Linked DNA regions of Homo sapiens: region 2 is linked to region 1. The links are chromatin loops, found by intact Hi-C in ENCODE. Cell type or tissue: adrenal gland. All regions are shown on one strand. Links, peaks and the distances in the headings refer to the core of each region. The heading gives the core; the rest is flanking DNA.

Evidence for each region. Peaks named below come from ENCODE experiments on the same cell type or tissue, not always from the same donor. Only the 100,000 strongest peaks of a DNase experiment are listed, where the experiment ranks them.
Region 2: a loop joins it to region 1, with 3.0 times the contacts of the local background. A loop is called at or near these places in 35 of 110 quality-filtered maps.

What each region holds. Positions count from the first base shown.
Region 1 is chr2:128,734,617-128,739,983 of GRCh38, reverse strand. No RefSeq gene overlaps it. Among named protein-coding and RNA genes, the nearest start is that of HS6ST1, 420 kb to the right of the region's middle. In adrenal gland, for the core only: a CTCF peak has its summit at 3,206 (motif pointing left); DNase peaks (open chromatin) are centred at 2,173 and 3,133; H3K4me3 peaks cover 448 bases; H3K27ac peaks cover 611 bases.
Region 2 is chr2:128,311,471-128,316,837 of GRCh38, reverse strand. All of the region lies in intron 1 of HS6ST1 (heparan sulfate 6-O-sulfotransferase 1), which reads left to right. Among named protein-coding and RNA genes, the nearest start is that of HS6ST1, 4.7 kb to the left of the region's middle. RefSeq lists enhancers at 1-112, 4,780-5,367. In adrenal gland, for the core only: a CTCF peak has its summit at 3,135; DNase peaks (open chromatin) are centred at 797 and 2,217; H3K4me3 peaks cover 2,224 bases; H3K27ac peaks cover 4,192 bases.

The sequences.
Region 1 (5,367 bases), core at 98-5,097:
ATGCCGTGTGGCTCTGTAACCAGAGAGAATTCTTGGGTACATAAAAATGTAGAGTCTCAGTGATATGGTTTAGATGTGTGTCCCCTCTAAATCTCATGTTGAAATGGAATCCTCAGTGTTGGAGATGGGCCCTAGGGGGAGGTGTTTGGGTCACAAGGAGAGATCCCTCATGAATGGCGTGGTGCTGTCCTCACAATAGCAAGTGAGTTCTCCTGAGATCTGGTTCTTTAAAAGTGTGTGGCATCTCTCCATCTCTTTGTCCTGTTTCCACTCTCCCACGTGAGACACCTGCTTCCCCTTCACCCTCCACCATGATTGTAAGCTTACTGAGGCCCTCACCAGAAGCAGATGCCAGTACCACGCTTCTTGCATCTGCAGATCCATGAGCCAATTAAACCTCTTTTCTTTGTAATTTACCCAGCCAGGTATTTCTTTATAGCAATGCAAGGATGGCCTAACACACTCAACAAGTGTAGTTATTATTCTTGGGAAGTACATTTGGTGATGAATAGTGAGTAGCTATAGAGCTGGCTTTTGAGAAACTTCTCTTGCAAGAATGGAACAGGCACAAGTAGGAGGTGGTGGAGACTATAAACTGGAGGGGTGGAGAGAGGCAATCTGGGAGACCAGGTCTGGGGGTGTCCTGGGTGGGCAATGAGAGGAGGTATATACATGCCCATCTTCAGCAAGCTAATGTGGGACAAGCCAACATTAACCATCACTAAGCTCTTGCAAGTTTGTTTTCTAAAGTGCTGGTCCCTCAGCCTGAGATCTCAGGGATTAGTCTGGCTTACCTGAAGAAAAGCTGCTGCACAGATTCCTTCCTGTGCACTTTTCTTTCCTTTGTCTGGCAAGACCTCACCCCACTCTGGCAGCCCTGCTCCCCCTCTTTTTGAGACTGTATTCCTACTGAGTAGCATGGCCACCCTCTTCAGAGTCTGCCGGTCAGCTGAAAATTAGCCACAAACATTTCCCAGGCTACAGGGAGCAAGTGATGGCGGCAAAGCAGGCTGCTGGCTAAAACGTACTGGGAACTCATACGTAGCAGGAGCAAGTAGAGGGAATAGGGCTGCCACCAAGTCCTCCTGCACTGGTGCAATGGTCGTCTCTCCTTCAGGCAATTCTCCCCTACCTGACGTGCAATGGTGTGTGCCCCAGACTTTTTCCAGAGGCAGGGCATCAACATGCAGTAGACATGCCTGCATGTACACATACATACTTGCAGGCCTGTGCACACACACATACCAGAAAAATTAATCCAAGCATTAAAGTAAATGTTTAGAAATCACAATAAGCTGGGGAGCAGATTCCAGGAAATGCTCCGAGGTCGGTGGAGAGATGCAGGCCTGCTCTGTGGGGGACAAGCTGGGGCTGGGGAGGTGGTGTGTGACTCCCAGCCTTGCTGCACCAAAGTTCTAGGTGCTAAGTTCTACATTCTGGGCTCTTGGCCATAAACTGCACAATGCCCCACTTAAAGTAGAAGAGTCCAGGCAGAAATCAAGGATGCAGGAAGGAAACTAAAATCTACTAAGGAACTAGTATCTGTTGAGCATCTATTTGTGAGGCCCAGAGCCAGGCATTTTTATCTTCATATCCACTACCTCATTTAAAGACTTCCTTCATTTAGCAGATGAGGAAACTGAGGCTCAGTGCTCTGAAGATGACCTTGTCTACACTGGCTCTGAAAGAGGCAGCAGTGGGTCTGGATGCTCTACAGGGTTGTGTGGGAACCCACGGATGCAATATGAACCTAGGGTCACACCCCAAACGGTCACATTCTTCAGGCCAAAGAGGGACAGCAGTGGGACGGGAGGGCTTTGGAAGCTTCCAGTTGCAAATCAAGCTCTGACTTAATGAAAAACTGATTAGAGAAATCTTGCCTTTCAATAACCAAATAAAAGTTTATGAAAGTAGCACAATTGATTTTCCTCTGAATGAATCATAATTGACATTTAATTACAAAGGCAGTGCTCAAGATGGGAGCTGCGCCAGTTAAGCTCTCTGATTCTCCTCTGCTGCATTTCAGGGCTTTGCAGCCCTAAGGGACGAGTTTTGGAAAACTGTGCGCCATCATGGCAGATTCAAACAGCATCTAGCATCTGTTTCGGTCAACAACTAAAGGCCTACTGTATGTGGAAGCCTGGGTTCCCAGAAGCCTAAGAGAGGCACAGGACACATTTGACTCCCTACTTCCAGGAGCCTACCTTATTTCTGCAGAGAAAGTGCAGGGACAAATACAACTGTGACTAGGGTCCTGCGTGCCTGGCACAGACAAATGAGGAGTCAGAAAGGGAGGTGTGGGCATGGACCGGGGTTTCCAGGGACGGCCCGGGAGGATTCAGGGCTTCAGGTTAGCACAGTATTGAAATAGAAGCCCAGGTATCCCCTGCTCCCGGCGGAAACCCTCTGGCCACTCCACGCTACCCTCAGGCTGAGCCTCCCAGCGGTGTCCAAGGCTCTCCTGGGCTGGGTGCTCTGTCCACCGCGGACTCTCCTCCCTTCACCAGGAGACACCGCATCCCAGCAATGCCACGCTAATGTCGGTGTCCTGTCCACACGGCGACAGCAACGTTGCTCCCCAGATCCGTCCTGACGCTGTCGGCTTTGTGTGTCCTCCCTGTGCTCCCTGTCCCTGCCTGGCCAGCCCCGGCCTCAACAGGCGCTCATCCGCACCGTCCCCGCCTGACGCCTCGTCTGAGCCCGGTGGAGTCCTCAGGAACACCCCTGGTGGCCGCGACATGCGGCTCTCAGCACCCTGGCCTGGGTCTCGGCGCGGTTCCAGGAGTGGCCCGGAAGGTCTGCAGGCCCCAGGAGCCGGACGCGGATGGCGCCGCATCGCAGCAGACCCGGCCTGAAGGCGCCCGGGGACCCCCGCCCGGAGGCGGCCGCGCGGACACCTCGGGGGACCACGGCTCTGCACTTCGCAGTCGGCTCCCCGGGCGGGCGGCGCCTCTCGCCCTCAGTCTCTCTGTCTATAACATGGGCCTGCACAACTGTCCGCCCACACCCAGAAAAATGGCAGCTCTCACTCGGTCTGCTCACGTCCCCCATGATGAAGGCTACTGGCCAGCCAGAGGGGGTGGAGCCGCGGCCCCAAACGCGGCCGCACCAGAAGCCGATTCGGCCAGGGGCTGGGGACTCCAGAATCCCGCGTTTCCCCTCTTCCCCGGCTCCACGGCCTTGACGGTCGGCCTGGCGCCATCTTGTGGCTCCAGGGAGAACTGCAGGCGGCTCTCCAGAGCTCGCTGGTTCTCCTGGGTGGGAGGATGAGGGTGGAGCACGTCTGCAGCTACCCTGAGAGAACTCTTGTTCTAGAATTTGGAACCGATTAAATTAGGCTTCAAAGGACACAAACACGAAAGACCCCGGGATAGGCTTTGCCACACCAGGCCATGTTTCTAAGGCAACCCTGGGCTGCTGGTTTCAGAGGAGGCTGAGCCAGCAGCCAAGGCTCAATTCCCCGGGAACCAAGGCGCTGGGCAGGAGGGGCTGCCAGCATCCGGGCTCCATTCGCCCTTGAAATCCAAAAGAGACAAGCAACTACCCTTACAGACTTCCTCCCATATGTCCAAACTAGCCTCTGTATGGATAAATTGCATCCTTCCTTTGGTAGCATTTTGTTCTTCTAGGTCTGCAGAGCCTGCAGAATGAGACTGCCAATCCAGACATGCGGTCTGAGCCTGCAAACCATCCCCAGGGACAGAGAAAAGGCAGGAGGGAGGGCGAGCCAGAGATGGCCAGGGGACAGGCACAGCCTAGGGCTGGGTTTCTGGCCCAGGGCCTCTCTTGCACTGTGGACACCCACATGCGACCATGTAGTGGCATCTCCACCTGTGCGCCCTGAAGACCACACGCCCCACTTAACTTACGGGTGGTCCCGGTCAGGGCCCCTGACTCACTGCACCACACCATCTTGAACACTTAGCCCGAGCCAACGTGGCCTCCCCAGGAGCCGACACGGCCAGTTATACAGAATTCCTTCTTGTGTCTCTTTAATGACAGAATTCCAAGCTGCTTCGGAATCACAATATGGCCGGGTAAAGATTCCCGTTTGCCTAGGGCTTGGCGGAGTGAGGTGGCCGTGAAATAGCCTAGCCAATGATTTTTACGCCAATGCCCCTGAGGAGGGCGCTGCTTCTAGAATAAAAGGAAGAGTCCCCCCAGAAGGAGCCCCTCCTTCTCCTTCCGTTCTGTGTCCTCCTAAACCTAAGACCTCGGAAGGCGGGGGCCATCCTGCACCCTGGGGCAGCTGGCGTGAAGCAAAAGGCTTCTGGGGACCACGGTGTGTGAGGATAGGGAGGGCCGGGTCCCCAGGGCCTTGCTGCCCCTCCGCGCCCACACCTAGGCTCCGACCTGAAAGTCTCACTGCACAGAACCCACTCATGCTGTCTGTGGAAGCCCCGCGCTTGGATATCATGTTCTGGGGTCCGAGGACACCCTCGAGTGCGTCACCCTCATCCTCACTCTCCTTGCGCAATCCCAGTCTGTCAGTTCCAGCCCCTGTTCCCATCCTGGCTTCTCTGTGTCAACCTTCAGGACCATAATTCAGCAGCCACCTCACCGTGTGGGTCTTTACCCGTGCCCCTCCCTGCCATGAAGTCCCAAAATGCAGATCTGATCCCGGGGTTTCTCCTCTTCAGGGCTCCCCGCCCTCAGCCCCACTGGCCTGGTGGCCTGGTCCGTTCACCTGAGGGCTGGGCTGAGTGTCTCCCCCAGGGCAATCTTTCTCCCAGGAGCACGTGCTACTTGGCAGGGCAGCTGCGTCTGCACCCGGCCTGCGTGGTTCCCAAAGCCTGCGCAGTTCCCCGGGGTTCCCTTCAGGCCGCACACTCCTGCAGCCGGGAGGTCGGTTTGGGCGCCCTTCTCAGCCTCATCTTCCTCATCCAAAAAGTGCTAACTGTGGTACCAAACCCTCAGGGAAGTCAGCGTGGCTTAACCAGAGGACACGCGTTTCCTGTCGCGCTCTGTGTGTGGAGGATGTCAAAGGGGACTCGCGAGGGCAAAGGGGACGCATGAATCAGCACAGGAAGCACTTCATTATGAAAGATGCCTTCAGCTTTAGATCATGAGGCATTTTTCCTCCAGAGGAAAGGGAGTGATATGCTGTGGAGGAAGAGATAGCAAATCGGTGATTAACGATGCAGACAGATTCAGTCCCAGGCTTGCTGCTCACAGGTCCGGGGAGGATCCACAGGCCGCATCCTCCTGGCCGCACTTACCACCAGGGAAGCGGGTGACACACTGCCCGCCTGCCAGACAGTTCAGAGACACGGTCAGGACCCATTGCTACGATGGCTTGCAGAACTGAGACACTCAGAAGAAACCAGTCACCGGGACAGACCACAGCTGGCGGTGCCCCGCACCCCG
Region 2 (5,367 bases), core at 240-5,239, 420 kb after region 1:
TCCCCTGCACAGACCTCAATCCTTGCTCTGTGGTCTTTCTCAGGCTGTCAGGAAATTGGGGTCCTAGAGTTGGAGGGGCATCTTCCCACTTTTCTTTCTCCCCCCTCCCCCAACTGTACACACACACACCCACACACACACACACACTGCAGCTCCCAGCCTGGGAGGTGATGTTCTGAGCCTCTTACAGCCACATTCTACACTTGGCGGTCACAGAGCTGCCTGTCTAGGGCCCCTGAAGGATTGCTTCCGGCCCAGCACTTAGTCTGCTCTGCACAGATGCACGTTCCTGCTGCAGGGCCCCCCTAACCCTGGTCCAGCTTCTCTGTGCTAGGCTCAGCTGTGCCTGGGACCACAGCCATGCCCCCACCCACCCTTCCACCAGTCAGAGCAGTAGGCTCCCAGAGTTGGTCACTGACCAATACCAACAGACGCCTCCCTACCTGTGGGGGGTGCAAGGATGGGGGTCACCCCCTTTGCCAGAGGGACTTAGCTCGGCAGCCTAAGAGGATTGCGTGGAAGCTTCGGGCCGCCAAGAAGCCGGAGCTTTTGAAACAAGCCTGCTCAGCAGAGGCCACCTCAGCCCTAGATTGCAACCAGGATGCTCTTCCTGCAGCCCCGCACGCCTGTGGGTCCCCAGGGTGAAGAGCCTTGGCCTCCTTTCTCTGGAGTTTGTCCATGAGAGTGGGAGGACCAGGTGGGGCCGATGGGGCCCCAGGTGCTACACCAGGAAGGCCCGGCTCCCCCTGCCCAGGGAGCATGTGTGGAGCAAGAATGGAAAACGCAGATGCCTCTGGCGGAGGTGGGCTGCCAGCCTGGAAATTGCTAGCTCAGCAGCATGCGCCAGGGTTGGGAGGGGCTTCCAGGGCCGTCAGGAGGCCCCCTCTGCCACCCACTCTGGAAGTGGGTTGTGCTACCGGGCAGGTGACAGCACCCCACCCTCCGAGTCCCTCTTCTCCGCCTCCACTCCCTTCAGTTCTGTTGCAGGCACTAGGTAGATTGCTTTTTTAATGAGCTTCATCAGGAGGCCAAGGTAATCTTGCCTTTGTGCTCGCAGGGCCAAGCTGCACTGAGGTCCACCTGCTGAGCGCTGCCCCGCCACCTGAGTCTTCTGGCCCAGGCTGGAGCTGGGCTAAGCTGCTCTGCTGTGGCGGTTGGGATGCACTTCCCCCATCTGCCCAGGGACCCAGCAACTCTCTATCAGGGGCAGTGCCCATCCCTGCTGGGGTGCCTCATGTTAAGTGGGCTTGGTGTCAGGAGACTCAGGTGTCACCCTGGCCCTCCTGCGATGTCTTCACTCTGGCTCTGCACTGCCATCTCCGTGTTCTCTGGGGACTGAGACCCTCTTTTCCTTCTATCTCTGCCTGCCTCCCTGCCCAAGGCTGGCTCCTGGAACCTCTCCACCAAGCCCCTCCCATTCCCTGCTGCGGTTTGGGAGGGTCTCAGTGGGCCTGTGGTGCGCGTAAGAGAGGTGGGGCTCTTCCCGGCTGCCAGCCTCCCCATTGCACAGTATCAGCCTGGGCTGCTCTGAGCTGGGCATCCATGGAGATGGACAGGTTTTTGATGTCTTCCTGGAATATGGTTTGGAACTTCTAGTGGCTGTTAGTGCTTGGCTGCCTTGGTAGAAAGGAACAAGAGTGAGCAGAGCATTGGCGGGTCCCTGTTTAGTCCTGTGTTCACCATGGGGGCTGCCTCATCTGCCGACATCAGCCAGGGTGCTTGTAAGACTCCACTGGAAGGACGTTTGCTGGCTGGCCTTAAAGAGGTGTGGCCATCCCCAGGCAGCAGCCAAATGGCCAGCCATTCCAGGGACCACTCGGTTAGAATGTCTCAGCACCCCACACTCCGCTGTCACTCAGAGGGTCCAGATGGTGCTCCAGAGCCAGAACCTCCCTCCTTCCTCTTCCCGTCTGCCTGAAGGCAACGCAAGAACAGGCATGGTCAAGGTCTTGCCCGGGCCACCCTGGAAATGTCCCTGAAATCATGTGGGCTTCATTTGGGGCCACGGAGGGCATCTGGAGCCCAAGTGTGGCATCTGGGCCACCTTGGCCGGGAACCCGGGACCAGCTCACATCCTCTCTGCACCAGGGCCTCTCTGGAGCCCTTAGTGGGCTCGCAGCCTCTGTGACGTTGCCCTGCAGAGACCAGTGCTTCCTTGCTGGAGGGATGGCGCAGGAGCCCGCAGCCTCGCCTTTGACCTGCCCTCCGTGATCCTGAAGCCTTCTCAGACTCCAGAAATCCGCCTGGTGCTGGACCTGTGTGCCGTCCACCTGGTGTGCCTGCTCTCCTCTCCCACTTTTCTGCCTGCTCCTCCCCTCCCTTCAGTCTGCTCAGATGCCCCTTCCTCCAGGAAATCTTCCCTGGCTTTCTGTTCCTAGGCTCCCCTGTTGCCTTAGGCGCCTCGACTGCTGTCCCATCTGACACCGTGCCACCTTGGCACTGCCCTCATGCTGGCACCATGGGAATTTTTTTTTCCTGGACTCTGCAGGATCTGGGCTCTGTCCCTGCCCTTTCCCTGTGACTCAGGTTCACGGAGTCAGTCTTGAGTGTCATGGTGTTCCCTGAGAACCTGGGGACTCCTTGGTGGGGCAGACCAGGTAGGGGTGGGCTTGGATGAGAGCCTTCGTTTCTGTGGCATGCGACAGTTTCCACCTTACCTTCATAATCGCTTTCTTCTTTGAGATCAAGGGAGAAACCCTCATCTGCTGTGATGGGGACAGATGTTACCCAGAGCATGTGACTGGGGCCAATGAACAGGACCTGGGGACCAGGCTGGGGGTGTCACTGTGCCTACATTGCCTAGAGAGGCCTTTGGTTAAGATGAGAAGGGAATCTGTGGTCAAGATGCTCCTAGATTTTCACTAAAAATAGATAAAAAATCCTTTTTTTTTTTTTTTAAGCAAACACATGATAAGGCAAACTTACGAATGGTTGGGTGACAGGATCGTTTTAGATGGTCCTCTAGCTTGGGGGATCATTTCTGCCATGCTGCTCTGGTGGTCTTCAAGCCACAGCTTCCTGTCCTAGGCACTTCACGCATAAAACTGGGGCCTGGGGACTCCTGCTCCTGGATCAGAGAGCCCAGTCCCAGAGAGTGCAGTGCCCACCTTGGTCCCTAGGGCCAGGGAATCCAGGTTTCTTTCTCAGCAGGAGTTCTGGCTGCCACACGGGGGAGTGGCCACCTTGGGTCTGGCATCCTCCAGGGCCCAGGAGGGAGGAGGAGAAGGGGCCTGGTCTTGTCGTCCTTCGGGGAGTTGGAGGCTTTTGCTCTCACACCCCGCTTTGTTGTGGTTATAATGATTGTTTGGTAGATGAGTGGGAGGAAAGTATGAGGCAGAGGGAGAAAAGGAAAATCATCCATTCCCCATGCATGGTTTTTCCACTGTAATTGAAGCCATCATATAAATTTCACCATAAATGTTGTCTGTTGTCATTAAAAACTTAATATTTGAGTGGCTGCAGCTGCTCCGCTCTGAGTGTGCCACCGCTGGTTGGCAGTGGGTGAGTGCGCAGGTTGCTCATTCTGTACTCTGTGGGGACTGCTGCAGGACTGCTCCTTGTGTGTAAATGTTCTGCATAGCTCTGATTTCCTCTGGAGATTCCTAGGAGTGGAATTTCTGAGTTGAATAGTCTGAATGTCTTTACTGCTCTTGGTACAAATGTTACCTTCCTCTTCAGAACACCCACTCCTGGTATGCTCCCACCTGTGGTCTGTGAGCACCCATGTCAGTGGCACACTCATTGGTACTGAATAGCATGTGAATTTTTTTTTTGAGATGGAGTCTCACTCTGTCCGGTGCAGTCTGGACAATGATGGCACGATCTCAGCTCACTGCAACCTCTGCCTACCAGTTTCAAGCGATTGTCCGACCTCAGCCTCCCACGTAGCTGGGATTACAGGTGCCCGTCACTACACTTGGCTAATTTTTTTTATATTTTTAGTAAAGACGGGGTTTCACCATGTTGGCCAGGCTAGTCTCGAACTCGGGACCTCAGGTGATCTGCCCGACTTCGCCTGCCAAAGTGCTGGGATGACAGGTGTGAGCCACCGCACCAGCCTATTGTGAATTTTTTTTTAAATTTATTCTCTTAAATCACCGAAAAGTGCTAATCTTATGGTTTTTATTGCAAAGCCTTGCCCAATGAGTACACCCTTGGGGTGGCCCATCTATGTAGGGCACTTGGGAGCAGCCATGCCCAGTCACCCACATGTCGCCACCTGCTCACAGGTGGCTGAGTTTCACCCCTGCTGAGAGAGGGGTGCAGCTCCCAGGGGCCTGGGGTGCACCCTCTCTGGGTGCCCATCACCATCCCATGTGGCATTTTGCGGGACTGAATTCCGCCTCTATGAGGAACAGGCGTGACAAGCCATGGGGGCATGTAGAGAGGCTGGCAGGGTGACTCTTGTCCCCTGCACACTTAGCAGGCACTTGGAATGGGTCATCTTGTTTGGACCCAACACTCCCCCAAGACAAGTATATGAAGAGCAGCCCCATTTTCCACACAAGGAAGTCAGGCCCCAGAGAAGGTGGAGAATGTGTCAGTCCCTCAGCCTGGAGGGCCAGGAGCTAGCATGTGGACATCTGTCTGTCTGTCCTGAAGGCTGTATGCCGCACCCAGCCCTCTGCTCCCAGCAACCCCTGCATGCGCATGGAAGGCTGTCTGCAGGTGGGGGCGATTGCCGCTGGCCCAGACCAGCCAGATGTAGAACACTAGGGCTTCTGAGACCTGGGCAGACATGGGCAGTTTCACATGTAGGCCTGTGTCGTTGCGTTTACTGGAAGACACCTGGCAGCCTTCACTCAGAGCAGAAGGACAGGCATCATGCCTGGGCTCTGGGCTCTGCAAAGGTAGTGCTGGCAAGGCTGCCTGAGAGTCGGCCCCTGGCAGCAGAGACTGCCCATGGCGGTGCTTGGCTCCTGGCGCAGTGTGGCCACCCCTTCTGCCACCTCCCCCATAAGATTGGGCTGTTTTCAGGTACTCCTCTGGTCCTGCACCACCGATGCCACCACCGGCCCAGGGAGGATCAGCCCTGCAGGAGGCAGTGCTGTGAGCCTGTGTGGGTGCAGGTGGGTCTAGGCCATCCCTCTGCTCCAGTGTCCTTGCTCTGCCCCAGTGAATGCTGGAGGGTGAGGAGATGGGAAACCCAGGAGTCTCCCCAACCCCTCAGCTTCCCTCTCTGGGTGCCATCACCATCCCATGTGGCATTTTGTGGGGCTGCATACCCCCTCTATGAAAGACTGTGGGGTGTTTCTAGGTCAGACCTCAAGCATCACGGAGGCAGCAGGACTGGGCTCAATCCCCACTTGGTGGTAGCGTGTGGTGGGTCTTTGGGTTTGAGGCGGGAAGAGCATGAGAAGCCGAGCT